Linked DNA regions of Homo sapiens: region 1 is linked to region 2. Evidence: chromatin contacts called from ENCODE Hi-C or POLR2A ChIA-PET data. All regions are on one chromosome and are shown on one strand. Each heading gives the region's core, a stretch centred on a gene start or an enhancer-like site at or near the end of the contact. The rest is flanking DNA. Distances are from core to core; before and after follow the strand shown. Region 1 overlaps SLC8A1 (solute carrier family 8 member A1). Region 2 overlaps SLC8A1 (solute carrier family 8 member A1).

Region 1 (3,127 bases), core at 441-2,940, 120 kb before region 2:
TTCTATGAATAGGTTCTGTACCTTATGAATCTTGCACAATAAATGTTCTTCAGCTAGTCTAAAGCTCATGTTGAAATTCAAGTTAGCTGAGTATTAATAGAGGAATGACAGAGGGAAGAAATTATAACTGCAAGGTCTTCCAGACTACTGACAAGGCTGCCTGGAATATTTAATGAGTCAGATGGTCCATGACTTGACTGTTTCAGAATTATAGGGTTCTACTGAATTTACTCCTGCAGGGAAAGTGTGGGCAAATACCTAAGCTCTCCCATTGTGGTCAGTAGTGTCTTTTTTGGTACGCATAAAGACATTAGCTCCTGTTGTGTAGAAAGAGGGTGGCGGATGGGGAATGGGGAATAGAGGCTGGGACTCTTGAAACAGGAGCCATTGAGAAAGCTCCCTGGATTGTTTACATTGATAACCTGCTAACCATGAAACGAGAGCATTTCCTCCTTAAGTAATTAAGAGTTTATTTCTTCTTAATGCCTGGGTTTAATGGGAGAATTTTTGCTTTGCAAAAGGTTTGCTTTTGAATAAGGTGAATTGACATGCTGTACTGAATAATGCCAAATTGCTTGGTATTTTTAAGCTTGCCTTTTTAATGTTTCATATTCAATGAGGATTAACTTTAAATACCAATTTAATCTAAATTTAAATTCCAAAATTGTTTCATGTGGTGTTCGTTATGTGTATTGTGCATATAGCCTACATCTTATACATTTGAGTGTCATTTGTATGTAAGTGTCATTATGGAAGGCACAAATGTCTAATTAGGGGAAAAATTTGTGGCTTTAATTTTCGTTAACTGTGGATCAGCTCTGGAACAGTAAGTCACAAATAAAAAATCAAATGGCACAATTGTGTTGGTAGCTAATAGCAATGACTTTCATCTGAGAGAGACAGTTTACTGAGCACAAAGTTAAAGGAGTAGGTGATGATGGTCTAGTCAAGTTGAGTAGTTGAATGATGACTACAGACACTTGCAAGCTTTCCTTTTACTTTCCTGTGATGGAAAACAAGATTGGGTGGAAACTCTGCAGAAAGACGTGGTGAAGAGTTTTTCTTTTGCACTGGAAAAGATGATGGCCATAATTAGGGAAAATGTGGCGATTAATCCAGGCCATGACAGAAAATCAAAGGAAATTTGAAGTTCTGTTTATCACCTATGTTTCAATCAATAAAAGCCTACAGTTGTGTTACTGGAAAGGGGTCCTAATCCAGACCCCAAGAGAGGGTTCTTGGACCTTGTGCAAGAAAGAATTCGGGGCAAATACATAAAGTGAAAGCAAGTTTATTAAGAAAGTAAAGGAATAAAAGAATGGCTACTCTCTACTCAGAGCAGCAGCATGGGCTGCTCAACTGATTATACTTACAGTTACTTCTTAATCATATGCCAAGGGGTGAATTATTCCTGAGTTTTTGGCAAAGGGGTGGGCAATTCTTGGAACTGAGGGTTCTCCCTGTTTAGACCATACATGTTAACTTCCTGATGTTGCCATGGCATTTGTAAACTGTCATGGTGCTGGTGGGAGTGTCTTTTAGCATGCCAATACATTATAATTAGCATATAATCAGCAGTGAGGAAGACCAGAAGTCACTTTCGCCACCATCTTGGTTTTGGTGGGTTTTGACCAGCTTCTTTACCACATCCTTTCACCAGCAAGGCCTTTGACCTGTATCGCGTCCTGTGACTAAGAATGCCTCACCACTTGAGAATGCAGCTCTGTAGGTCTCAGCCTTACTTTACCCAGCCCTTATTCATGGATGGAGTTGCTCTGCTTCAAATGCCTCTGACAATTATACACTTAAAGTTAGAAAATTAGATATGGGGCAATCTGTATATGTATTTTTTAGTACCCAATTACAGTTTTTTATGTGTACTAACTTCTGTACTTAGACACATGACCCATAAAGTCAAGAAAGAATCATTAAGAGCCTTTACTCATTTTAATGAATTAACCTCATAACCACACACCCAAAATGTAAGATCAATATATAAAAGTAAGTATAGATAGTTCCCCATAAACTTGGGATATAGTATTCAGTTAGCAAAATCTTACACTAAATGTAAATAGAATCTGCTTTGGTTTCATGACTTTGGGGAACTTTTTTTTTTTTTTCACTTAATGTGACAAAAAATACATATTAAGAACTCACAAAGCTTTCTTTTCTTTCTTTTTTTTTTTTTTTTTTTTTTTGACTGGCCTATTAATTCAAAACTAGTTTCCTTACTATGCAAGGAGCTTTACTAGGCAGTAAAATGAATACAAAGTTAAATTTAGTATGGGAGAAGAAATGTTTGTAAATATCTGTAATACAAAGAATCATGTTAAAAAAAATAGCATAGAAGAAAAACAGGTAACATGGAGATTTAGACCTTGAAAGGTTTGGGCAACATTCTAACAGTCCAAGTTGGGTAAAGAAGTTTAAGGGGAAGAAATAGTATGAACAAATACATAGAGGCAGGAAAACTTGTAGCGTGTTTGAAGAATGGTACAAGTACAGTTTCTCCGAAGTGTAGGGTTCTGAAAGTAGATGGTGTTTGGAAGATAACACTGCAAAGTGCAGGCATGCCACAGAGAAATGTCTTAGATGTAGTAGAAAGAACAGACCCATATAAGAAGACTTGCAATCAGGTTTTTCCCTTATTTCTGGGTGATGATTTCTGCAACTGGAAAATAGTAATAAATGTGCCCACCTCACAGTGACCTATGATGGTGTCTGTGTTTTCTAAACTGTAAAACACCATGCAAATACAAGATACAGATGTCCTCCTCCTCGTGGCACCAAAATTCTGTGTGGCTTCCTTTTTCTCCTCCTCTCTCCCAAGTTTTTCAAATGTGGCTTTTCCCACTGAGTTTACTGCTCCCTGCCCATTTCCTGCCTTTGCTTATTACACGGAGAACTGGCTCTCTGGGCAGTGCTCCCTATGCCAGTTGGCAGACAAAGTCCTTAGAAGGCAGATGCTCCAATTCTGACATCATCACCAAAATCTCTTCTAGTTTTCTGAGAAGAGCCCTCTCCTACCCCCATCTTGCAAGGGAACTGGTACCTTTCTTTCCGTGGCTCTCTGTCCCTCCCACCTCATTTTCCCTCTGAAGGAGGTAGTTCATTCCCCACTGAGTTT
Region 2 (2,883 bases), core at 379-2,878:
TTGAGAATAAGTTGTGGTGAACTAATAAAAATCATGTCTTTTCAGGAAGAACCTTTAATAAGTCAGGATCATTTGGGCATTAGCACAGGCCATCACTATACAGACGAATAAATGATAAGGCTAACCCCAGGGTCTTCAAGATTCACTGGGAGTCCGGGGTATGGGATGGGAAGAATGTCTGCATCTGATTGGGTTTATAGTGGTTCAGAGTTCAACTTCTCCTTGCAGCCAGCATTTGGATACTTTTAATAGCTGTTCTCTGTTACTGGGCAGGACTGGACACAGAGAAAATGATGACACTCTTTAAAATTCCTGGCAATTATTTCCTGCAAGAATGAGATTCCTCCCCGGCCCCAAAAGCTACGTCATGTTTTTATTTCGGTACTAAACGGAGCAAAGGAGCGTGCAAAAATGAAACTGATGCATCTCACTTAGCATTGCAGTTAACGGAAAGGAAATCTCTTGAGAGCAAGGTCTATTTTTTATTTTTAATCTTGGGTAATAATAAAGTTGGCAGTCTGTATATGCCTGAGTGCGTAAACAAATGTACATAGGCAAACTTTCAAACTAGACATCCTTTGTATCAGTAAGATGGATGCTCAATGTCTTGGGTAATACAGAGATACAGAAGAGACAGTCTTTACCCTTGCTGAGTGTGAAAAGATCCTTCGTTTAGTAACTGTAACAACCATTCTTTTTATTGTGTTTTGTGTCTGGGGTGAGCAAGCTGAATTCTGGATTTTATTCCAGATCAGAAATTACTCCTTATTACTAATCCAGTCTTAAGGATTTACAGAATGTTTTTCTTTCAGATTTAGTTAAATTTCCCAGCATGCCTCTGAATGAGGTAAGAAACATACATGTCCTAGAAGAAAAAAAAAGTCAGAAAAAGTGGCATTTTACTGTATTTCATTATTTTGTTATTAGAAGGAGAGGACACAATTTGATACACCAGCATCAGTCATTAAAGGTACGCTCTTGTGTGGGGGAGCTGTGCTGAAGGGATAGAAGCCAGTAGCTAATCCACTGTTATACTTTTCTAGAAGAATAAACAGACTCCTGTGAACTACCAACTTTGAGTATTAGATTAGGATAAATCCAGGAGGGCTTTATTCCACCCAAAATTCAAGTGAAGACAGAGTCTTCAAAAAGCCCCAGGATGAAGAATCACTTCCTGAGAATCAGGGAACATTTACCTTTATTAACCATCATTAGCTGATTCCGGCTTACAGAAATTCCCCTGAGAATGGGTGTTGAAGTAATCACTGCTCTCTGCTCTACTTCCTTAAAAAGAAATCAGTTTTAAATGATGGGTCTTCACTCTTTCCAGACATTCCCAGCTCCACAGACTTAACAGCTTTTCTTTGTAAGTTGCCTGAAGGGAGCAGGGCTTGAAATCAAACTCATTCTCCATTAGACTTGCCAAGGCCCCAGGCAGTGCTGGGGAAAGGTAGCTCCCTTTGCAGCATAACTTTCACGAGTGCAAGTTGGGACTCAAGTCCTGAGACAGCTCACAAGCCCTGGCTGATTTAACTTGCCACTTTGTAGCTATTCTTGGCACATAGCCTGCATAGAGTTGGCCTATGAGACTTTTCTCTGTTTATAGCACCTTTCAACTCAGGCACTGAGAATGCTGACCAACAGTGTTGCTTTTTTTGTTCTTATTGCCCTTTCCAGAAACTATGTAAAATGGAAAACAGTTCCCATTTCTCTCATTCCAGCTGTGCCATCTGAGAGCACATTTCTCAGAGCACCCCCCCAACCCTTTTTTTTTAAATACATGACCACAAAAATGTCTCAGGAATGAAATTCTTTGAAAAGCTAAGACTTTCTTCTGCCCCATCCCTGGTAAACTCCGTTTGTTAATAAGTGCTACCATGGGTGCTTTGGTGAAGTATGTTTCACAGGTGACTCTTGTGAAATCTTACTGTCATTCATTGGCTCATTCCATCAAAACTAAGCAGGCAAGTTATAAGTGCAAGACAAATGGGAGGTACAAAGATGTATCAGCCTGCTTCTAGTAGGCTACAGTCCACCAGGAAAGATAAGCAATAAAAATTCATTCTATTCATGCTAACAGAAGTACAGACAACGTGCTGAGTTACTGTATAAAGAGATTGATTAATTCTATTTGAGAGAACTGAAGTCATGTTTTACCCACCTCTGCTTTTGCACAAAACATTCTTCCTGCCTAGAGCACCTTTGCCTGGCTATTGTTACAGGGTCTTCAAAGACTCCATTCAGATGTCACCTCTTCTTAGGAGCCTTTCTTGAAACTTTTGGTCTGGATTCATTGTCTCTTTTTACTTCATTTCTGTATTTATATCTGTGACATCATATATTAATTATTGATGTGTGACCTCTTTGCTGAAGTGTAAGACCCCAGAAGGCAGGGATTCAATCTTTTATTTCAGCATTCCCAGTGCCTGAATGTCACTCTGCTTTCAAAGAAAATGATTAATAAATGAATTAGTTAATTTAGCATGATGGTATTGCAATTTGTGTGCTTATCAGAGTTTTATGATTGAAGGCAAATGTGATATTTGTATATTTTGACCACCAGTGTTTTACATCAAGAAAGAATAGTTATCCAAAAATGGAATAGATATTTCCATGTACTCATGTGAAAAATTATCTGTGGGGCTTTTCAGAAAATGGGTTTTTGTTACTTTTCCATTAGGACAGATGTTTTATCCTGTGACAGAATGGTAAAATTAAATTTCAGGACTTTTAAGGAAGAGAAAACAACCTTTTTTTTTTTTTTTTTTTTTTAGTGTTTATTTCCTCAGGTTTTATCATTAGATTCTTTTATAATGGCAGACATTCATATTTTAGAGTCATATTTTAGTCAGGTTTACACTATCAATATTCATGTCTGTTTTT

The links. Hi-C counts contacts between places; a loop is a spot of excess contacts on that map. ChIA-PET counts read pairs that join two places held with the same protein, here RNA polymerase II (POLR2A).
Region 1: a map of PC-9 shows a loop between it and region 2 (2.2-fold over the local background). The contact joins two enhancer-like sites. A Hi-C loop is called at or near these places in 1 of 168 maps with a recorded cell type or tissue (PC-9). POLR2A ChIA-PET finds 5 or more read pairs at or near these places in 3 of 52 experiments (AG04450, BJ and Panc1).

The regions. Positions count from the first base shown.
Region 1 is chr2:40,400,639-40,403,765 of GRCh38, reverse strand. All of the region lies in intron 2 of SLC8A1 (solute carrier family 8 member A1), which reads left to right. It also overlaps the pseudogene LOC124905995. Among named protein-coding and RNA genes, the nearest start is that of SLC8A1, 50 kb to the left of the region's middle. RefSeq lists an enhancer at 1,543-1,837. Within about 2 kb of position 1,690, at least 4 of the 41 ENCODE cell types and tissues checked have a DNase peak (open chromatin) inside an H3K27ac peak, as active enhancers do.
Region 2 is chr2:40,280,141-40,283,023 of GRCh38, reverse strand. All of the region lies in intron 2 of SLC8A1 (solute carrier family 8 member A1), which reads left to right. Among named protein-coding and RNA genes, the nearest start is that of SLC8A1, 170 kb to the left of the region's middle. Within about 2 kb of position 1,628, at least 11 of the 41 ENCODE cell types and tissues checked have a DNase peak (open chromatin) inside an H3K27ac peak, as active enhancers do.